2 separate regions of the Homo sapiens genome follow, and region 2 is linked to region 1. Evidence: chromatin loops called from intact Hi-C (ENCODE). Cell type or tissue: psoas muscle. All regions are shown on one strand. Links, peaks and the distances in the headings refer to the core of each region. The heading gives the core; the rest is flanking DNA. Region 1 overlaps GPD1L (glycerol-3-phosphate dehydrogenase 1 like). Region 2 holds the start of LOC124900559 (small nucleolar RNA SNORA25).

The links. Hi-C counts contacts between places; a loop is a spot of excess contacts. Peaks named below come from ENCODE experiments on the same cell type or tissue, not always from the same donor. Only the 100,000 strongest peaks of a DNase experiment are listed, where the experiment ranks them.
Region 2: a loop joins it to region 1, with 2.7 times the contacts of the local background. A loop is called at or near these places in 18 of 110 quality-filtered maps.

What each region holds. Positions count from the first base shown.
Region 1 is chr3:32,113,324-32,121,323 of GRCh38, forward strand. The region is part of intron 1 of GPD1L (glycerol-3-phosphate dehydrogenase 1 like); the gene reads left to right. Among named protein-coding and RNA genes, the nearest start is that of GPD1L, 11 kb to the left of the region's middle. In psoas muscle, for the core only: no CTCF peak of the experiment used is centred there; no DNase peak of the experiment used is centred there; H3K27ac peaks cover 930 bases.
Region 2 is chr3:32,028,886-32,044,652 of GRCh38, forward strand. LOC124900559 (small nucleolar RNA SNORA25) reads left to right here and starts at 8,641; the gene lies at 8,641-8,768. It also overlaps a transcript of OSBPL10 not described here and the pseudogene RPL21P40. In psoas muscle, for the core only: no CTCF peak of the experiment used is centred there; a DNase peak (open chromatin) is centred at 11,276; H3K27ac peaks cover 3,981 bases.

The DNA.
Region 1 (8,000 bases), core at 1-8,000:
TTACCTGTTAATCCCAGAGCAACACTTAGGTGAGCCTACTCTTCTCTAAGTCATGTCCCTTTGGACAGAAAAGTCACATATCTCCTAAATCTTGTCTCTGGCAGGCCAAGTAGCATCCCCAAGTCTCTCAGTGGTTGCAGGTGGACAGTAGTTTCTGGGATCCTCACCATCTGTGTCACCATTCTCCTTTCCCTTTCCTCCTCCCCAACTGGGTGATGTCAGGAACTAAGCTCACTGTGCCAGAAGTGTCCTGGGCTCCCATAAGGTTATACTGGTGACACTTTGTAGTTATTCTGCTTTGAGGCTCAGTCTCTTCCACAATTGGAAGAGGAGAACTGAATCAGTCATCTCTCACTGCCTAACAGTCTACCCCCAAACTTAGTGGCTTCAGACAGCAATCATTTATTAGCTCATGATTCTGGGGTTTAACAATGTGGGCTGACTAACCTGGCAGATTTTCTGCTGATCTAGCCTAGGCTCACTCATATGGCTGTGGTTGGCTGGTGACTTGGTTGGACACTCTCACCCACCTTTTTTTTGTTGTTATTTTTTGGGAGTCTCACTCTGTCACCCAGGCTGGAGTACAGTGGCATGATCACAATGCATTGCAGCCTCAACCTCCAAGGCTCAAGCAATCCTCCCACCTTAACCTCCCGAGTAGCTGGGACTAGAGGCACACACCACCATGCCTGGCTAATCTTCAGATTTCATCATAGAGGTGGGGTCTCACTATGTTGCCCAAGCTGATTTCGAACACCTGGGCTCAAGTGATCCTCCTGCCTTGGCCTCCCAAAGTACTGGGATTACAGGCATGGGCCACCACACCCAGCCTGGCTGGGACTCTTGGTCCTAGATGACCTCCTTCATGTCTGGCAGTGGGCAGGCTTCAGCCAGCGTGACAGGGGTGACCAGCCCACATGTCTTTCATCCTTCAGCAGGCTAGCTTAGGCTTCTCCATATGGTGGTTGGGTTCTAACAAGAGTAAGAGAAGGCAAACCTTCATGAACTTAATAGGCACTTTTCAAGCTGTAGCACGAATTGGGCCAGATGCTTTTCTAGTCCATGTGTTCAGAAGAGTCATAGTTTCCTAAATCTGTGGCTTTAAATTTTTTGACTTGCAACTAGCTGACATACAATTTTATATTATGATGGAGGATACTTCATATCCAACCAGAAACAAATGTTTCACAGTAACAAATGTTACTATGGGTGATTAACTGTGATCTCTTCTCCTTATATTTATTTTGTGCCTGCATAACCTTCAGTTTGAGAAACACTGTCCTAGATAGTAAAACAGTTTCTCATTCTTATTGTTTCCGGACTTGGTTCCTTCCGGTGGGTTCTTGGTCTCGCTGACTTCGAGAATGAAGCCGCGGACCCTCACGGTGAGTGTTACAGTTCTTAAAGATGGTGTGTTCAGAGTTTGTTCCTTCAGATGTTCAGATGTGTTCGGAGTTTCTTCCTTCCAGTGGGTTCGTGGTCTCGCTGACTTCAGGAGTGAAGCCACAGACCTTCCCAGTGAGTGTTACAGCTCTTAAAGGTGGCGCGTTCAGAGTTGTTTGTTCCTCCAGGTGGGTTTGTGGTCTCGCTTACTTCAGGAGTGAAGCCGCAGACCTCTGTAGTGAGTGTTACAGCTCATAAAGGTAGTACAGACCCAAAGAGTGAGCAGCAGCAAGATTTATTGTGAAGAGCGAAAGAACAAAGCATCCACGGAGTAGAAGGAGACCTGAGCCGGTTGCCACCACTGGCTGGGGTGGCCAGCTTCTATTCCTTTATTTGGCCCTGCCCACAACCTGCTGATTGGTCCGTTTTACAGAGTGCTGATTGGTCCATTTTACAGAGTGCTGATTGATGCATTTTATAGAGTGCTGATTGGTGCATTTACAATCCTTTAGCTAGACACAGAGTGCTGATTGGTGCATTTACAATCCTTTAGCTAGACACAGAGTGCTGACTGGTGTGTTTTTCCAGAGTACTGATTGGTGCATTTATAATCCTTTAGCTAGACACAGAGTGCTGATTGGTGCATTTTTACAGAGTGCTGATTGGTGCGTTTACAATACTTTAGCTAGGCAGAAAAGTTCTCCAAGTCCCCACTGGACCCAAGAAGTCCAGCTGGCTTCACCTCTCATTATCATTACAGCCAGAGTCACATGTATGTCCTAAGAAAACTATATCCTCATCATTTGGATTTTCTCTACCCGGTTTTTCCAGTGCTGAAGAAAGGAAGTGGTTTGCATGGGTTATAGGCAAAAAAAGAACCAAAGAATTTGTGTTTCTCCAGTCCTGGAGGAGGAGGAGAACTCTAACCTAATAGCCCTAACACTGGCCATCTGGACAGAAATATCCCCAAGCTGAAATTAGTAATTCATGTAGCTACCTCAGCTTGATGGAAATGTCTTCAAGCATCTAAACCCTTTTCGTGTACGTTGAACTTTTTTTTTTTTTTTTTTTTTTTTTTTTTTTTTTTTTTTTTTTTTTTTGAGACGGAGTCTCGCTCTGTTGCACAGGTTGGAGTGCAGTGGCACGATCTTGGCTCACTGCAACCTCCACCTCCCGGGTTCAAGCAATTCTCCTGCCTCAGCCTCCGAGTAGCTGGGACTGCAGGCATGTGCCACCACGCCAGGCTAATTTTTTTGTATTTTTAGTAGAGACGGGGTTTCACCGTGTTAGCCAGGATGGTCTCGATCTCCTGACCTCGTGATGTGCCCGCCTCGGCCTCTCAAAGTGCTGGGTTTACAGATGTGAGCCACCGTGCCCGGCCAGGTTGAACTTTTTAAGTTGGGTTTCTTGAGTGGATCCACCCAGTGAGAGGAAGTGCCTTTTGTAGACTGTACTCCATGGTTCTCCATTGTGTGGGTCGTCTGTTGAAATTCTGCATGTGCAAACACTTTGACAACTGTAATATGTTATATAAATGTTAGAAATGATTATGGATAAATTTGCATTATCACATATAATTAAGTGACCATGCATTCACATTTGTCTTCAACTGTGGTTTATACTTGTCCCAGTCTAATTTCAGAGCATTCTCAAAAGGATCTTGTTTTAAACAACAAATCTTATGGTAACCTGCTTAAAAGGAACTCTTGTGAGTTTGAGTAACATGATTCTGATCCTCACAACCAGGACCAGCAATGATGGCAGATAAATTTCATCTCAGGCACTGACTCTAGTTGATTAATGGTGGCTGCAGAGAGTTTTGTGTTGAGAAGGATTCTGGGGAAGAGAGTAGCTTTGCCAGGAAAGGGTGCTGTGACCTACGATAGCAAGCTGGGGTGGGGATTGGGGTGGGGACTGACAGCATCTAGCTTGGACTGATTTACTACTACCAATTTTACTACTACTCATATTTAAATTTACTACTACTTGGACTAGTTACTTCTACCAAAGGAGAACCCATCTGTGAGGCCTTGACTGACACAGCCAGCTCATGCTCAGCTTTGGCCCACAGCTGCACAAATGTTAGATTCAGTAGTAAGGACTATCCCGGTTAACCCCTTAAGCACTTTATGTGTTATCTGAGTTAATCCTCACAGTATGAGGTACTGTATTGTCATCATCCTTATTTTATAATAAGTCTGAGCTTACAGAAGTTATGTAATGTGTTCTAAGTTACACAGATACTATGCAGTAGAGTGGTTGAAGTTCTCTGCCTTCCTGCCCACTTGAAATGTGGCTATTCGGACTACATTTAAATGTTAACTAATTAAAATGTAAATACTATGTGTAGCTACGTATGCAGTGGAGCTCTACATACTTATTTTCTCCTTGCTTTTTCATGTAACTGTGTCTTGAAGCCCTTTCCATATCTATACATAAAGAACATCTTCATTCTTTTTTATACTTGTATAATATTGCTGGGTATAGGTATGCTTTTGTTTAATCAGTTTCCTCTTGATGGATATTCTAAGAGTTCTGCAGTGAATAGCCTTATACTGAACCATCTGCATATATGTTGGTGGAAGCCAGAACAATACATGAGAAATAATTTAGTCATGATTTCTTATTTCATTTTTCACTTTGTAATAAGCAAGTATGAGGAAGGTGGACAGTAACATTCCAGCTGTAGAGGGCCTAGAAACATAAGCAGAAAAGAGATTTGTTTGTTCTGGATTACCTAGCATGTCTGGTGTAGAGCTCAGGTTTGAAAGCTGAGATTTTGCATTGTTGAGACTCTGGTGGATGTTTGGAAATGGTTTTCAGTAATTCTCATTATCCAGGAATGCGGGCAGGGGTGTATAGTCTTTCAGTTGTTATGTCAACAGAGACCAAGTGCCAGGTGGCTGTTAGAATTTGCACTGCATGGTTCTTTCCATTATCAATAGATGGGCTTGCAGAATGTATTTATCTAAAAAGTTTGTGCTAGGATGTAGAATATGCTTGTTTGAAGCACCATGGACAGTTTGGTTCTCTGCCATCCTTGCTTAAGACTGGTGGTCCTTAAAGGCAATTTGAGACTGTGACTTAGACATTCTCCAGGACCCTGTGTGTTGTTCTCCTGAGTGGGCAGGTAGATTCTCCTGCTACCTATGTCTTTGATTCCGATCTGAATTAATCACTGACCATTCCTCCATTCACTCAGATGAACATTGTTCCCATGGTGTGTGGGGTTGATAGCATGGCTGACCAGGTCATGGATAGCCATTTTTGTACAGGCTGACAGAGGTGTGGTCCATCCCAAACTGCTCCTACTTGGCTGCTCTGAAAACATATTGAAGTAAGTATCAACTAAAATGAGACTTAGGGGGCATCTGTGGATTTCAGTTAAACCTCCATAGCTTCTATTTTCTGGTTGGCTAACAGGCCTTGGGACTTGCTGAAACTTGTCTGCTTTGGATTCGGGGTCTGTTAAAATATCTAAATGGGAATGATTTAAAATCAGAATAAAAAAATAAACTAACACATGCCTGTTTGGGAAAATTTGGAAAAGATAGGCAAGTATGAAGAACACAATAACATTTGCTTGTAAACTTACCAACAAGAAAGGATGTATTCATGCAACAAATGTTTGTTGTGCATCTACTATGTCAACACTTCAATGTGCATGTGAATCTCTTGGGGATTGTGTTACAGAGCAGATTCTGATTCAGCAGGTCTGGGGTAGGGCCTGAGGTTCAGCATTTCTAACACGCTCTCAGGGATATATTCACTGCTGGTCCACGAACTGCACTTTTAATAGGATCTGACCATAGGCTGGGTCTTATGCTTGTTCTTGTGTGTTTTCTTGCCATCCTTTTTAAGTGTGTATGTTTTTTTAATTGTGACAAAATACACATAACATAAAATTTACCACCTTAACCATTTTTAAGCATACGGTTTAGTAGGGTTAAGAATGTTCACATTGTTCGTATTGAAAACAATGAAAATATTGAAAAGAATTAGATCTCCAGAATTCTTTTCATCTTGCAAATCTGAAACTCTATATTCATTAAACGACAGTTCCTCAATCCACTCTTTCCCCAGTCCCTGGAAACCACGCTTCTACTTTCTGTCTCTATGAATTTGACTACTCTAAGTACCTCATATAAGTAGAATTATACATTATTTATCCTTCTGTGTCTGGCTTATTTCAGTTAGCATAATGTCTTCAAGGTTCATCCATGTTGTAACGTATGTCAGAATTTCCTTTTTAAGGCTGGATAATATCCCATTGCATGTGTAGACCACCTTTTGCTTATCCATACATCAGTTGATGGACACTTGGGTTGCTTCCACCTTTTGGCAATTGTGAATAGTGTTGCTATGAACATGGGTGTACAAATACCTCTTTGAGACCCTGCTTTCAATTCTTTGGGGTATATACCCAGAAACAGAATTGCTTGATCATATGTTAGTTCTATTTTTAATTCTTTGAGGGACTGCCATTTGGTTTTCCACAGTGGCTGCAGTATTTTACAAATCTACAAACAGTATACAAGGGTCCTGATTTCTCTGCATCCTTACCAACACTTATTATTTTCTGTGTTTTTGATAGTAGCCATCTAAGTGGATCTGAGGTGGTATTATTTATTAATTGCACACTTGCAATCATATGGTATGTACAATTTTACATCCTTTTTGTTAAATGTAACATTCTATCATAAGCATTTTCCCCTACAGTTTGAATTTTGATAGAAAGCCTTTTCAGTCTCCTTCCTCTTTGAAGTGAAGTTGTTCATATTGATCTTTTTTCCTTTGTGGTTTCTTTCTTTGATTTTAAGCTTAGAAAGCTTCCCTATGTAGAGATCAAATAACATTCGCCAAGTTGAATCTATTTTTAAAATACTTCATTTTTAACATTTGCATCTAATACTCTGGCATTTGGTTGTTCTTTAAAAGCCCTTTGACTGCAAAGAATTACGCAAAATGTTAATAGTGGTTCTCCCTGGGTGGTGAGATTATTCATAATTTTTTTCATGTATTGCTCTTATGAGTGAAAAAGTACATGTTATTTAAACCACAAAGGACCACGCTTTTGCCCATGGAACCAGCCCGGGTCAGCTCTGGAAGAGATGGGGGCATGGAATGTGGAGAATCTAGCTGATGGTGTATTCTTCCTGGACCTCCGCTTCCTCCATAGTAAAAAGAAGGATGGACTGTAGGGTCCTTTCTGGCCTCAAAGAAATTCATCAGGTTTTTAGGCCCAACTTGATAGTGTCAACCTAAAATAATCAAAAAGGTCAGAATCTAGTTTAAAGAGAGTTTAATTAAGTGCGAAGGTTAAAAGTGAGCCTGCCGGCCGGACACAGTGGCTCACAACTGTAATCCCAGCACTTTGGGAGGCCGAGGCAGGCGGATCACAAAGAGATCAAGACCATGCCAGCCAACATGGTGAAACCCTGTCTCTACTAAAAATACAAAATTTAGTTGGGTGTGGTGGCGCGTGCCTGTAGTCCCAGCTACTGGGGAGCCTGAGGCAGGAGAATCGCTTGAACCCAGGAGACGGAGGTTGCAGTGAGTCAAGATCGCACCACTGTACTCCAGCCTGGCGACAGAGTGAGACTCTGTCTCAAAAAAAACAAAAAACAAACAAACAAACAAAAACAAGTGAGCCTGCCCAGAAAGAACAGATTCCAAGAAATTTGACAGTGTTCATATAGAAAAAGTTCAGGGAAATTTAATAGGATTTCAGCATGTTTCTATGTAAGGCTTAATGCATAGTTACAATGATCTGATTAGTCAAGGTGGTCTTTCTGAGTGGTGGGGGAGGTATATTTAACATTCCACACAGCAGATGTAACCATCATTGGGTCTTGGACTGACGCTATCTGGTGCGAGTTAGGTACAGGACAATGAAGGAGGCAGTTAATGTACAACAAAGATCAGCAATTAGAAGCGGGAAGATCTGGTCTCTCCTAGTCATTTACAATGAGGAAGTCAAGAACAGTGGGGAAGAGAGTGAAGCAGAATTGCAAGCATGCAAGTTATACATAACCCAGTCTCCAAGCCCTAACTTCCCCCTTGGCATAATAAATTTAGAGGGTTCTGAAATTTTTATTTTTATTTAAAAACAGGCGTCCATTCCTTGGCTGAAGTAGTACCTCCCCAGCCTAATTAAATACTACACCTTTTTAGAGAGAAAGGGGTGAGAAGGCTGTGGACAGAGTGAATGGCAAAGGGTTAGCTGGGGCTGGAGGCGGGGAGGGCATTGCCAAGCTGGGGGTTAGGACCTCCTGCAGGCGGGTGTCCATCCAGCTGGGACTCAGGGCCGTAGAGCAGAAGGGTTAAAAGGGATACTGTGGGTAAGGTATTTGAAACAGTGCCTGACACCTGGTACGCACCAAATTAGTGCTGTTTTTGCCCACCCCGTCCCTTCCTTGCCTCTTGCCCCTGCCACGCCATTTTCTCCACCTTCCCTCCCTCCTCTTTTTCTCCTCCCTTAGTCTCCCTGATCCTTTCCATTTCTCTTGCACTGTCTCCTCTTCTCTCCTTCCCTTAACCTGTCTCCTCTTCCTTCTTTTCTCTCCTCTCTGGATGTGTTGGTTCTAGATAAAATCTGTGCCTATTGTTGGCCATGC
Region 2 (15,767 bases), core at 7,336-15,335, 77 kb before region 1:
ACATCTACTTACAGATATTGTTACAGTAGGTAGCTAGTCAGGACACACACACACACACACACACACACACACACACACACACACACACACACACACACACACACCAGGAATGTTGGGTGGCCATCAGGTGATGGTCAGGCTGTTGTTAACTGCCCTGCTACGGTAATAATTGGTCACAGCCGGCACCAGTGAAAGGCAGCCTCATAATAGGTAACACCTGAAACTGGTGATCAGCAGTTTCCTGATAAGCTCTCAGGAGTTAGGTAAGTGGGATGAAAGAAGAAATTCAAGACCCCAGAAGTATGCCAACATATAAAACCCCAGGTCAAAAGGTCAAACCACACACTTGCCTTTCAGGTTGCCTGCCAGGCCCTCTTCCAAGTGTACTTTCCTTCCTTTCATTCCTGTTCTAAGGCTTTTTAATTTTATTTTATTATTATTATACTCTAAGTTTTAGGGTACATGTGCACAACGTGCAGGTTTGTTACATATGTATACATGTGCCATGTTGGTGTTCTAAGGCTTTTTAATAAACTTTCACTCCTGCTCAGAAACTTGCCCCAGTCTCTCCTTCTGCATTATCCCCCTCAGTGAAATCCTTTCTTCTGAGGAGGCAAGAATTGAGGTTGCTGCAGACCTGTACAGATACGGATATGTTCTGCCGGTAACAATATGAGCAAGGCAAACCCTAATGCAAGTCTCGCAATCATGAATCAACATCATGTTCTTATAAAGGCCATTGATATACTTCACTGACCTAGTGTTTCCTCTTAGGGAGTTCAGCTTGACTACCAAGGAATCTAATACTCATGAAAAGAGAGCCAATAAAAATAAGATGAAAATGCATCATCTCACTGTAACCAATGTCCATTCCCTAGAGGGGAAAATATCTCAGGTAGAGCCAGAGAAACCACGTAAAGACACATAGTTTTTATTTGCCACATAATGGGGCACAGGACAGTGATTGCAGCTTCTTTATGTCTCTCATAGCTCCAAGCACAACCACCAGCAACCAACAAATAATTTTTAATAATAATTTTATATCTGAAAGCAATAAACACTCTAACAGTACCCATTAAAAGTAGCTTGTAAACCATTTCCTGAAATTGCTTTCCACCCAGTTTCAAACATGACTCTATTAAGCCATTAAATAAAACAGAAGAGACTGAGTCATAAAATGAGAATAGAGAATATGTCAAAGAAGGTTAGAGGCTAAATTTATGATATCTAAATTTTCTTAAGAAAGCAAGTGATAAAAATTTTACTGCTTCCTTTCGGCCAGAACCGCCATCTTCCAGTAATTTGCCAAAATGACGAACGCCAAGGGAAAGAGGAGAGACACGTGATACATGTTCTCCAGGCCTTTTAGAAAACATGGAGTTGTTCCTTTGGCCACGTGTATGCGAATCTATAAGAAAGGTGATACTGTGGAAATCAAGGGAATGGGCGCCGTTCAAAAAGGAATGCCCCACAAGAGGCACCATGGCTAAACTGGAAGAGTCTACAATGTGACCCAGCATGCTGCTGGCATTGTGGTAAAGAAACAAGTTAAGGGCAAGATTCTTGCCAAGAGAATTAATGTGCGTATTAAGCGTATTAAGCACTCTAAGGGCTGAGATCGCTTCCTAAAATGCGTGAAGGAAAATGATCAGAAAAAGAAAGAAGCCAAAGACAAACGTACCTGGGTTCAACTGAAGCGCCCGCCTGCTCCACCCAGAGAAGCACACTTTGTGAGAACCAATGGGAAGTAGCCTGAGCTGCTGGAACCTATTCCCTATGAATTCATGGCATAATAGGTGTTAAAAAAAATAAAAGACCTCTGGACTGTAAAAATAAATAAATAAATAAAAAATTACTAAGCAAAACCCTTAAGTTACATAAAATATTCTCTGTTTGGAAACACATTTTCTCCAACAGCAATTCCTTATCTCAAGGGAATGATAAGATTACATGAAATATTTTGACAAGGGAAATAGAAAGATTGAAAATAATTGAGGAGGCCGGGCGCGGTGGCTCACACCTGTAATCCCAGCACTTTGGGAGGCCGAGGCGGGTGGATCACCTGAGGTCAGGAGTTCGAGACCAGCCTGCCTAACATGGTAAAACCTCGTCTCTACTAAAAATACAAAAAGATTAGCCTGGCGTTGTGGCAGGTGCCTGTAATCCCAGTTACTGGAGAGGCTGAGGCAGAATTGCTTGAACCTGGGAGGCAGAGGTTGGAGTGAGCTGAGTCGTGACACTGCACTCTAGCCTGGGCGACCAAGAGAGACTCCATCTCAAAAAAAAAAGAAAAGAAAAAGAAAAAAGAAAACAATTGAGGAGAACTTAAGTGACAAACAAGAATGAAAAAGACTTCACTATTTTACAATTTCAGGGAGAGTAACTGTGTTTATCATATTTGAATCTAAAATGTATCTTAAGCCCATAGATGAAATCAAGGTCACTGGTATTTAAAACTTTTTTATTTTCATATGTTGGATTTTTTTTTAAAGATGTGATTTGAATCAGCAGCCTACTTCTTGCAACAATATTTTTAGATTCTCTTCAGTTATTTAACCTGAAAGGCTTCTTAAATAATTTTTTTTTTTTTTTTCGAGACAGAGTCTCACTCTGTCACCCCAGCTGGAGTGCAGTGGCGTGATCTTGGCTCACTGCAACCTCTGCCCCCCAGTTTCAAGTGATTCTCCTGCCTCAGCCTCCCAAGTAGCTGGGACTACAGGCATACGCCCGGCTAATTTTTGTATTTTTAGTAGAGATGGGAGTTCACTAAGTTGGCCAGGCTGGTCTCGAACTCCTGACCTCATGTGATCCACCCACCTCGGCCTCCCAAAGTGCTGGGATTACAGGCGTAAGCCACCGTGCCCAGCCAAAAGGCTTTTAATATACTAAAAGAATCCATAAAATTCTGATGTTAGTACTTTTTTCAACAAATATTCAGAAATAGACTCAAGGATAAAGCTAACATAGGAAATGCATTTCCTCTTAAAAGCAATGAGAAATAGGAAATATAAATGCAATAGAAAAATGAGTTTGAAATCTTAGAATATTTCGGAATTAAACCCAGATATTTAGGAAAGATGAGTCATTTTAAGAATTGCTCCTTTGAAATCTTAAGGCTGACCAGGCATGGTAGTTCATGCCTATAATTCCAGTACTTTGGGAGGCTGAGGCAGGAGGATTGCTGAAGCCCAGGAGTTTGAGACCAACCTGGGCAATATAATAAGACCCCATCTCTATTTTAAAAATAAATAGGCCAGGCATGAAAGCTCATGCCTGTAATCCCAACACTTTGGGAGACCAAGGCAGGTGGATCACTTGAGGTCAGGAGTTCAAGACCAGCCTGGCCAACATGGCAAAACCCCATCTCTACTAAAAATACAAAAATTAGGCATGATGGGGGGCACCTGTAATCCCAGCTACTCAGGAGGCTAAGGTGGGAGAATCTCTTGAACCCGGGAGGCAGAGGTTGCAGTGAGCCGAGATCATGCCACTCCAGCCTGGGCGACAGAGTGAGACTCTGTCTAAAAATAATTAATTAACTAATTAATTAAAAATTAAATAAGTAAAAAGAAAAATGACAAAAAACAATAAAATGAAATAAAATCTATGGCAATCTATATATTTTGTTTTTAGGACTAAGTTCCTTCTTGCATGACCCCTCCTCCACCAAAAGAAAGCAAAGCAGGAAAAGAAGAAGAATTAAGTTTTAGCTTAAGTTGAAATGCCACTTAAATAGGACACTGGATATTTTTTTGTGAATATGAAAAGAAACAAGAATATGAGAATTACTACATCTCCAATTTTTAATTCTATTGAACAGTTGACTTAAGTTGAGGTGATAACACTGTTAATCTCCAGCTCTTTAATGTTTCTAGGATAACGAATTGTGTTAGACTTCAATTCAATGGATGTATGTTTTGGATTCTTGTTTGAAAACCTTAGGAAAAATTACAGTTGGCTTACTCTCAAATGAACTCTCCATTAATATGGAATTTTATAAAATAAGATTTGTTGTTGTTGGAGGACCATTGAAAGAAAATTCACATCTTTACTCAAGACCCATTCGCTATCAGCAATAAAATGTAAAACAGTCATTCCAGTTATTAATGCCTGTTTTCAGTAGTCATATTTAGGGGCTTGTCAAATTATAATGTGATGAATTTCCTTTAAAATGTTTTTAGATTTTACAAGTTGTGTGTTACTGAACAGTTCTCCTATTATTTCTGATATCATAAAACAATTTGAAATGTATATTAAAGCTCAGTGGTTTTTTGCTGTTGTTGAATCATTTTGGTTCAACTTGTCAAAATTTGAAGGTCTTAAGAGCTGTTTCAATTCCAAGAAGCCTTTCAAATATCTATATTAATCTTGTAAAATTAATTGTTGTCTTAACAGGAAGTCTTATTTTTTAGTACCTAGAATTAATTAACTTGAACTTACATGATCCTGTGGAATTTAAAATCTGACAAACCACGGATGCCAGTCCTAAGATTAGGAATTTAATTATAAAGTAGCTGGCACCTAGAAGGCACTCAAAAAATACTTGTTGAAGGAGTACATGGAATGCAGAGAAATATCTCCTTTCTAGTAAAAGGGTGATATAACTCTGTATTGCAGCCAATAAATGCTGTATTAGAAAATTTATAAGAATATCCAGATACAAATTTATTGTCAGCCACAAGTGATATCAACTTCCCTAGACTGTGTAAAAAAGAGACAGAGTTTCATTAACGGTATTCATACACTCTATGATAGGTTTTATGAGACATTTGGCCCCAAAGTGAGAAGACTTATCTGCCTTTAAGACAGTAAGCCAATAGCAGCCATTGTTATTGGCTTTTCTTATTCTTTAGTGTAAAGAAAGAGGAAAGGTGAGAAATTAAGAATTTCTATCAGGCCAGGTGCAGTGGCTCATGCCTGTGATCCCAGCATTTTGGGAGGCTGAGGCAGGAGGATTGCTTGAGCCCAGGAGTTTGAGATCAGCCTGGGCAACATAGCAAGGATATTAGTCCATTCTCACACTGTTATGAAGAAATATCCAAGACTGGGTAATTTATAAAGGAAGAGGTTTAATTGACTCACAGTTCTACATTGCTAGGGACACCTTAGGAAACTTACAATCATGGCGGCTGGCAAAGAAGTAGGCAATTCTTCACAGGGCAGAAGGATGGAGTGAGTGCAAGCAGGGGAAATGCCAGATGCTTATAAAACCATCAGATCTCATGAGCCTCACTCACTATCAGGAGAACGGCATAGGGGAAACTGCCCCCATGAGCCAATTACCTCCACCTGATCCCACCTTTGACGTGTAGGGATTACGGGGATTACAATTAGAGGTGAGATTTGGGTGGGGACACAGAGCCAAACCATATTAGCAAGACTCCATCTCTACAAAAAATAAAAAGATTAGCCAGGTATGGTGGCCCCAGCCTGTAGTCCCAGCTGAGAGGGAGTCTGAGATGGGAGGATCACTTGAGTCTGGGAGGCTGAGGCTGCAGTGAGCAGAGATGGCACCACTGCACTCCAGCCTCGGTGACAGAGCGAGACCCTGTAGCGGAAAAAAAAAAAAAAAAGATTTTCTACCAAATGTAAATACTCTCCCCTCTAAAAGCTCTGAGACTTCCTAGAAAAGTTGTCAATAATTAGAGTCCAATCAATCACAGGCTCCAGAACAGAAGAAGAATCAACACTAAGATTTCCAGCTGAAGAAAGTGATGCTCATCACAGTGCTTTCCAAGAAAATAAATAATTTTACTGCCCTGTACCTGCAAGGGAGATACTAATTTGTCTCCAATTCATCACCTAATATGCTATAATCAGTGAGTCAATGTCAGTCAAGATATTGTATCAGCCAATATGTAACAATTTCATGGTCACTTTGCAAAGTCAGTATTGCTGAATTTAGACTTATCCACACTATATCAGACAGTGTCTATGAAAATCAGGCTTAATCAATACATGGTAAATCAATTTACAACTACATAAATGTGCAAAATATATCAAAATAAATATCAAGTATACAGCTATTATTCCAGAGCTGAGAAAAAGAAGTTATCATGTATATAAATTCACAGAGTGATAATTCTAGTAACAGGACTTTAATACATGAACATGGGGTTTTCCCATAACTGTTAACTGAAGTTGTTTCATGGAAGCAGCAGTGTCTACACTCAGACATTCACATCACACATACAGCTAGCCACACCAGAGAGAATGAGGAGATAGGAGAGTGGGGCCGTAGGATATACCATAAATGTACTTCATAGAGGAGTCTGAGCCTACTCTGGTTTGGGAGCCTGCCTGAAGAAAATTATTTTAAAAAGAAAAGAAAGAAAGAAAATGTACTTTATAGAAAAAATATAATAAAACAAAAACTTACAACTCTGAAGAATCAGGCTGGGCACAGTGGCTCATGCCTGTAATCCCAGCACTTTTGGAGGCAAAGGCAGGCAGATCACTGGAGCTCAAGAGTTCGAGACCAGCTTGGCCAACATGACAAAATCATGTCTCTACTAAAAATACAAAAATTAGCTGGACATGGTGGTGCACGCCTGTAATCCTAGCTACTCAGGAAGCTGAGGCAGGAGAATGGCTTGAACTTGGGAGGCAGAGGATGCAGGGAGCTGATACCATGCCACTGCACTCCAGCCTGGTCAACAAGAGTGAAACTCTGTCTCAAAAAAAAAAAAAAAAAAAAAATCAGACATGTTAATTCATAAAATAGGATCAGACACTAATTCTTTAAATAAAAATAGAGAAAAATAATAGGTTTGGAAGAGATCTTAAAGGAATATCTCTTCCCTCTATCCTCCAACTTTCTGGTAGGAAAAGAACCTATGCTATCTTCACAGATTTAAAAAGCAAAAAATTAGACGCAAATTTATAGAGACAGATAATAGAAGTTAAAATATTATGATATAAAATGTATCATTGTAACCATTTTTAAGTGTACAATTGGGTGGCATTAAGTCACATTCACATGGTGCAACCATCACTACCATCTATCTCCAGAACTGTTTTCATCTTCCCAAATTGAAACTCTGTATCCATCAAACAGTAACTCCCCATTCCACCCTCCCCCCAGTCTTTGGTGACCACTGTCATACTTTCTGTCTTCATGAATCCAACTACTCTGCATACTTCATTATGTATATTTTATCACAATTTAAAAAAATTTTTTTAGACAGGTTCTTGCTTTGTCACCTAGGCTGGGGTGCAGTGGCACATTCCTAGATCGCTGCAGCCTCCATCTCCTGGGCTCAAGCAATCCTCTTGCCTTCGCCTCCTGAGTAGCTGGGATGGCAGGCATGTGACACCACGCCCGGCTAATCTTTTTAATTTTTAGTAGAGATGGATCTCGCTATGTTGCCTGGGCTGGTCTCAAACCTCTGGCCTTAAGCCATCCTCCTGCGTTGGTTTCCAAAAGTGCTGGGATTACAGACATGAGCCATTGCACCCAGCCAAAAAAAATTTAAGAGAAAAAACAAGGAACTATTGATTCCTCTGCATTCCAATTGCCACTGCCCAGGTGGCACAATTCTGACCTATAATCCACCTAACTCACCACTTCTGCCTGGAAAGCTCACAGGTTTTCCAATTCCTCCAGAACCAAATAAAAAATCCTTAGATTGCCTCAAGGTTACCATGGGGTAAACCACCAGTGCCTTCCCAACTTAGTAAGATGCTGGTCCCTGAAAGGAGTGATAGATAAGGAAGACCACTTGCCAAAATCTGAGAGACGTTTCCACTAAATGCAATGTGTTGGGACACTAACAGTAGACACATTCATAGGCCAGGGATGGTAGCTCATGCCTGTAGTCCCACCACTTTGGGAGTCTGAGGCAGGAGGATTGCTTGAGCCCAGGAGTTTGAGGCTGCAGTGAGCCACGATGGCACCACTGCACTCCAGCCTGGGCAACAGAGTGAGACTCGTGTCTCAAAAAAAAAAAAGAAAAAGAAAAAAACCCACATTCCTGATGATACTCACTCGGCTCTTGAACCATGGACAGCCACAAGGAGCTTACTTATCCTCATTCTAACCAAGCAACTAGGCAGAAGTCCTACTAGTATAGACAGGCTGGCTTGATCTAAACTGATCTAAACCAAAGTTTTACCTTACTACCCCCAACCCCCACCTGCCTCTTTCTGTAACCATTCAGTGACAATTACTAGGACTTGATGTATCCACTGCCTAGCCCAGGGGCATCTTGGGAGATGAGTATCCTGTCAGGCAGTACCCCTAGAACAGTACATGCTGGAAGAAAAGCTCCCCTACGTACCCCGTGTGACAGAGAGAACAGGAACTGCGGGCTCACTGGGAGAGCTGGTTACACAAGCAGGAGGCAGTCAGCCTTCTGTGACTGCACTGCCCTCTGCAGAAGCTTTCATTTGTTTAGGCATGTTCTTGAACTGGTATTGCAGTCAGAAAATCCTAGAATGAAAACAGGAAAAAAGTTTTGCTTCTTTCAGAAAGCCCACTAAGGGCCAGGTGTGGTGGCTCATGCCTGTAATCCCAGCACTTTGGGAGGCCAGGGTGGGAGGACTGTTTGAGGCCAGGAGTACAAGACCAGACTGGGCAACATAGCAAGACCCCCATTTCTAAAAAAATTTTTTTTTTCAATTTTTTTAACGAGAAAAGATAGGTCATTTCAAAGAGGTCTTGTGAGGCTGTGAAACCAAGAGCTCTTAACACTGCGACCAAAGATGGAAGTTCTCTATAGGATGCCATGGCATTTGATGGTGCTATGTTTTCTTGAGGAGATATAAGAAAAAAGAAAAAGAAAAAAAATGATAAAAGAGAATCCACTAGGCACCAGAAATTGCTCTGGGGAGAGTGCAGATCAACCTCCACCCAGTTGTCTCTCAGCCTGAGGGGGGAAATCTGACACTTCCTCTGCAGCGGAGGGAGAGAAGAACAGCCCACATATCTGCCCAGTGACAATCCCAGGCCTTGAAAGAGCTCACTGCTTCATGGAGGAGTGAAAACAGACTTCATATATCCTAGGAAAGACTCTGCAACTTAAGGGAAAGGGAGCATTGTCCTGAGATCTTAGAGAGAAAACACTGCTGTGAAATGTTTTTATATCAGAACAGAGAAAGATTTTAGAAAATATCCACAATTTATGGAGCAATGTACCAGAGATAAGGAAGTTGTACCAAGAGAGAGTTCCAGAGATCTGCAGTGTTCCCTCGAGCCTTTGCAAAGTATGGCTTTCCACAGTCTTAGGAGGAAGCTACATGAGTCCAGGGAAAGAGCCCTTAGAAAGATGTGGATAAGCACAATCTAAAAAGTCAGAATGTATTACCTGCTGCATACAATACATGCTACAACACAGGCGAGCCCCAAAAACATTACGGCCAGGAGAAAAAGCCAGATGCAAAAGACCACATGATATAACAGGATTCCATTTATAATGAAATATCCAGAAAAACCAAGTATTTTTCCTTTTTTTTCTTTTGAGCCAGCGTCTCACTCTGTCAGCCAGGCTGCAATGGTGCAATATTGGCTCAGCACAATCTCCGGCTCCCGGGTTCAAGTGATTCTTGTTGCTTCAGCCTCCGGAGTAGCTGGGATTACAGGCGTGTGCCACCACACCCAACTAATTTTTGTATTTTTTATAGAAACAGGGTTTCACCTTGTTGGTCAGGCTGGTCTCAAACTCCTGGCCTCAAGTGATCCATCCACCTCGGTCTCCCAAAGTGCTGGGATTACAGGCGTCAGTCATCACACCCAGCCAGAAAAAGCAAATTTATAGATACCGAAATCAAACCAGTGCTTGTCTGAGGCTGAAGATAGGAATGAAGATCAACTGTACATGGGCATAAGGGATCTTTCAGAGTGCCAGAAATGTGCTAAAACTGGATTGTGGTGATGTTTGCACAACTCAGTATGTTTACTAAAAATCATTTAATTGTACACTCAGCATGGATGAATTTTAAGTAGGAAAATTATAACCTAATAAAGCAGTTCCGAAAAGCAAATCCTAGGCAAGAAAAGTAAAATAAACGGACAAAATACCTTATCTAGAAGTTAAGGTGGACTAAAAGACTGTTACAAGTCAAGTACAGAGACAAAATAAAAAAAATTAATTGAAAAACTAGACAACAATAAAAGGAATAATAAAAACTTAGGAGCTATTAAAAAGTTTATAAAGAGGGTCAGGGCATGGTGGCTCATGCCTGTAATCCTAGCACTTTTGGGAGGTTGAGGCAGGTGGATCAAGAGGTCAGGAGTTCAAGACCAGCCTGGCCAATATGGTGAAACCCTGTCTCTACCAAAAATACAGAAAAATTAGCTGGGCATGGTGGGACGTGCCTGTAATCTCAGCTACTTAGGAGGCTGAGGCACAAGAATCGCTTGAACCTGGGAGGTGGAGGTTGCAGTGAGCCGGGACCATGCCACTGCACTCCAGCCTGGGCAACAGAGCAAGACTCTGTTGCAAAAATAAATAAATAAATTAATTAATTAGTTAATTAAAAAAAAAAAGAGGGCTGGGTATGGTGGCTCATGCCTATAATCCCAGCACTTTGGGAGGCCGAGGCGGGCAGATAACAAGGAGGTCAGGAGTTCGAGACCAGCCTGGCCAGCATGGTGAAACCCTGTCTCTACTAAAGATACAAAAAATTAGCTGGGTGTGTTGGTGGGCACCTGTAATCCCAGCTTCCCGGGAGGCTAAGGCAGGAGAATCGCTTGAACCTGGGAGGCAGAGATTGCAGTGAGCTGAGATCACGTCATTGCACTCCAGCCTGGGTGACAGAGTGAGACTCTGTCTCAAAAAAAAAGAAAATATAAATTACTTAGATTATTTTAAGGAGAAGCAAACAAAATCATTAAAAGTGATATTGAAAGTTTATAATTCAAAATACTCATGTTTGTGTTATGTATTCTATAACTGGAGAAATAGATCATTTCCATAATCTATAATATTATAATATACAATATATGTAGAAGATGGAAACTTATGAAGCTGACTAATCATAATCCTTTTACCAAAGCCTGACAAAGACAGTCTCACTCACGGATAGGTGTGAAAATCCTAAATAAAACCCTGGCAGATCAAATTCAACAGTACGGTAAAAGAACAATGAATCTTGACCAAGGAAGGACATGGGCCAGCTTTGTGTTTTAAGGGCCTGAGACAAAGTTTGGCAGTTCGTCAATAAGTAAAACCAAATTATAATATGACTCAACAACTCCACTCCTAGTTTAAGGCAGTATACTCAGAGAATTGAAAACAGAGGCCAGGCACGGTGGCTCATGCCTGTAATCCCAGTACTTTGGGAGGCCCAGGAGGGCGGATCACCTGAGGTCAAGAGTTCGAGACCAGCCTGGCCAACATGGTGAACCCCTGTCTCTACTAAAAATACAAAAAATGGCTGGGTGTGGTGGCATGTGCCTGTAGTCCCTGCTACTTGGAAGGCTGAGACAGGAGAATGGCTTGAACCTGGGAGGCAGAGGTTGCAGTGAGCTAACATTGCACCACTGCACTCCAGCCTAGGCGACAGAGCAAGACCCCATCTCAAAAAATATATATATAGAAATTAGCCAGATGTGGTGGCATGCACCTGTAGTCACAGCCACTCAGGAGGCTGAGACAGGAGCATGACTTGAACCCAGGAGGTGGGTTCTTTGCAGCTGGCCTGGCATAGGAGTAAAGTCCAGTAGATAGGCCAGACACAGTGGCTCACACCTGTAAGCAAAGCACTTTGGGAGGCCTAGGTGGGAGGATCAGTTGAGGCCAGGAGTTTGAGACCAGCCTGGGAAGCATAGAGAGACCCTGTCTCTACCAAAAAATTTAAACATTAGCTGGCTGTGGTGGCATGCACCTGTAGTCCTAGCTAAACAGGAGGCTGAGGTGGGAAGATTGCTTGAGCCCAGGAGTTCAAGGCTGCAGTGAGCTATAATGGTGCCACTGCACTCCAGCCCTGGTGACAGAGTGAGACTCCATCTCTAATAAAAGTTAAAAATTGTTTTTAAGTGCAGTAGGGAACAGAGAAGAACTGAGATGACCTTACATTGTTCCTTGCAGCTCCAGAGAGGTACAGGAGATTATCTCTGTGTCCCTATGAAGGGGACAGTTTTAGCTAAAATAGAACTAGACCTCAAGAAGCTCTGCAGTCAGGAATAACACAGATGCAACTTGCTTGAATCAATGGCCTAGAACCAAACAGGTTCAGGTATATCTGGGCAGGTGCCCGCTTGGACAGAAATTAGCCCGGAGCCAGCTTCCTCCGTGCCACATACACCCCATGCCACTCTAGAGACAGTGTCAAGAGAAAAAATGAGGGAGGACTGAACTCAGGCAACCCAGGGTGGCAGAGATTACCCAGAACTGAGTGAGATTAAGTTCCCACGCCCTGATGGAATGTCTCAAAAGGAAAAGTAGATTAACTCATAGAAAAACAAAGTGTCATTTCTTCTGTGATTTGTGGCTTCAGATATGGTACTTGCCGCAAAGCAGTAAAGACTTTTTCACATGGTGGTTCCAGTCTACATTTCCAACCCCACTTTTGCCACTCTACTTCACACCTACAATGCCAGCAGCATCAGACTACAGGCCAGCTGGAAACACCCCGTGAGGTCTCTGCTTTCCTTCTGCTGCAGCACACTTAGGACAGGCTTTAAAATGGTCACACGCCTCCTATCAAGAGGCTGAAGTCCATAGTCCGTATCACTTCTTATTGAATCTGAGCTGGCCAACATTGATGCCTCTCTTGTGGAAGTGATACCACTGAGTTTCTTTCTTTCTTTCTCTTTCTTTCTTTTTCTTTCTTTCTTTCTTTTTTCTTTTTTTGACAGAGTCTTGCTGTCACTCAGGCTGGAGTGCAGTGGCATGATCTTGGCTCACTGCAGCCTCCACCTCCCAGGTTCCAGCAATTCTCCTGCCTCAATCTCCCAGGTAGCTGGGATTTCAGGCATGTGCCACCACACCCAGCTAATTTTTTGTATTTTTAGTAGAGACGGGTGTTTCACCATGTTGGCCAGGCTGGTCTCGAACTCCTGACCTCAGGTGATCTGCCTGCCTCAACCTCCCAAAGTGCTAAGATTACTGGTGTGAGCCACTGCACCTGGCTGAGTTTCTGAAACTAGTGTAGAAAATACCATGCAGCTTCCACCTGGTTCTCTTGGGACACTCACTCTGGGATCCCTGAGCTGCCAAATTAGAAATCTGGCCACCCAAAGGTTACCTGCTATGAGGAAGGCCCGTGGAGAGACCATAGGTAGGTTTTTCTACCCACAGCTCCACTAAGGCCTCATACAATAATAGCCAGTATTAGCCACCAGACATGTGAATGAAGATGCTCTCAGACAATTTCACCTCCCATCTGTGGGGTCACCCCCACCTTTAAGTCTTTCTAGTTAAGGACCCAGACATGGCAGATCAAAGACAAGCTTTCCCTGTTGCACCCTTTCTGAATTCCTGACCCACAGAATCTGTGTGCATAATAACATGGTTTGTTTTTTTGCCACTAAATTTGCTGTTTATTATGCAGCAGTGGTAGTGAAACAATGCCCTTCTCTATTTCGCTAGGTCAAAGTCTATTCATCCTTAAAGGCTCAGCAAAAGCATCATCCCCTTTTTGAAACCCACCTTCAGTTCCATGGTCAGAATGGATCCCTTAGTCTGACTTGTGTAAGATTTAGTTGTATGCTCTATCATATTGGGGGAACCTGCCCCCAATATTTCAATGTAGGTTCTTTCTATTTTCCATAAGTGTTGGCCGGCCGAGAAATAAAGAGAAAGTGTACAAAGAGAGGAATTTTACAGCTGGGTCACCGGGGGTGACATCACATATCGGTAGGACCGTGATGCCCACCTGAGCCTTAAAGCCAGCAAATTTTATTAAGGATTTCAAAAGGGGAGGGGGTGCAAGAACAGGGAGTAGGTCACAAGATCACATGCTTCAAAGGGCAAAAAGGAGAACAAAGATCACATGCTTCTGAGGAAACAGGACAAGGACAAAATCAGAAACTCCTGATAAGGGTCCAAAGATCACAAGGCAAAGGGCAAAAGCAAAGATCACAAGGCAAAGGGCAAAAGCAGAATTACTGATAAGGGTCTATGTTCAGCAGTGCAAGTATTGTCTTGATAAACATCTTAAACAACAGAAAACAGGGTTCGAGAGCAGAGAACTGGTCTGACCTCAAATTTACTGGGGCGGGTTTTTTCCCCACCGTAGTAAGTCTGAGGGTACTGCAGGAGACCAGGGCACATTTCAGCCCTTATCTCAACTGCATAAGACAGACACTCCCAGAGCAGCTGTTTATAGACCTCCCCCAAGGAATGCATTCCTTCCCCAGGGTATTAATTATTAATATTCCTTGCTAGGAAAAGAATTTAGCGATATCTTCCCTACTTGCACGTCCGTTTATAGGCTCTCTGCAAGAAGAAAAATATGGCTGTATTTTGCCCGACCCTGCAGGCAGTCAGACCTTATGGTTGTCTTCCCTTGTTCCCTGAAAATCGCTGATTTTCTGTTCTTTTTCAAGGTGCACTGATTTCGTATTGTTCAAACACACATGTTTTATAATCAATTTGTACAGTTAACACAATTATCACAGTGGTCCTGAGATGACGTACATCCTCAGCTTACGAAGATAACAGGATTAAGAGATTAAAGTAAGACAGGCGTAAGAAATTATGAAAGTATTATTTGGGAACTGGTAAATGTCCATGAAATCTTCATAATTTATGTTCCTCTGCCATGGCTCCAGCCGGTCCCTCCGTTTGGGATCCCTGACTTCTCACAACACTATCACTCCTTTCTCCTAAGGCCAGCACTACGTGTAGCAGGGAGCCCTACACATAGTAGGAACTCAAAAATAATTTGCTAAAAGACACAGCCATAAAAAGAATGAAATCATGTTCTTTGCAGCAGCATGGATGCAGCTGGAGGCCATTATCCTAAGTGAATTAATGTAGGAACAGAAAACGAAATACCGCATGTTCTCTTATAAGTGAGAGCTAAACATTGGGTACTCACGGACATAAAGATGGCAACAATAGACACTGGGGACTATTAGAGGGGGAATGGAGGGAGGGGGCAAGGGCTGAAAAACTACCTATTGGGTACTATGCTCACTACCTATTGGGTACTGTGCTCACTACCTATTGGGTACTGTGCTCACTACCTATTGGGTACTTTGGTGACAGCATCATACAATATACCAATGTAACAAGCCTGAACATGTATCCCTTAAATCTAAAATAAAAGTTGAAATTACTTTTTAACAAAAGAAAATTCCACATATTTATATTGAAACCAAGCCAAGCTGTGGTCTTCTGCAATGTTATAATCACCCTGTAAAGTCAATATACAAAATATATTGTATTAATTTTAACATTTCTAGGCTATTCAGGTTAAATTTTGTGTTCCAAATCTATCTTTCGTAATATAAGATTCATATTATTCTGATCACTTCTGGCTAAACCTTAAAAAGAATTCCCCTATCAATACAAAGAATATTAGTTGGGAAATAATATATATATAATAAATAATAATAATAATATATAACATAATTTAAAAAAATTTTAATGGCAAACAGTTGTATCTAATAAAGATTCTGAATCCTGGTCGGGTGCTGTGGCTCACACCTGTAATCCCAGCACTTTGGGAGGCCAAGGCGGGCAGATCACTTGAGCTCGGGAGTTAGCGACCAAGCCTGACCAACAGGAGAAACCCAGTCTCTACTGAAAATACAAAATTAGTCAGGCGTGGTAGCACATGCCTATAATCCCAGCTACTCAGGAGGCTGAGGCAGGAGA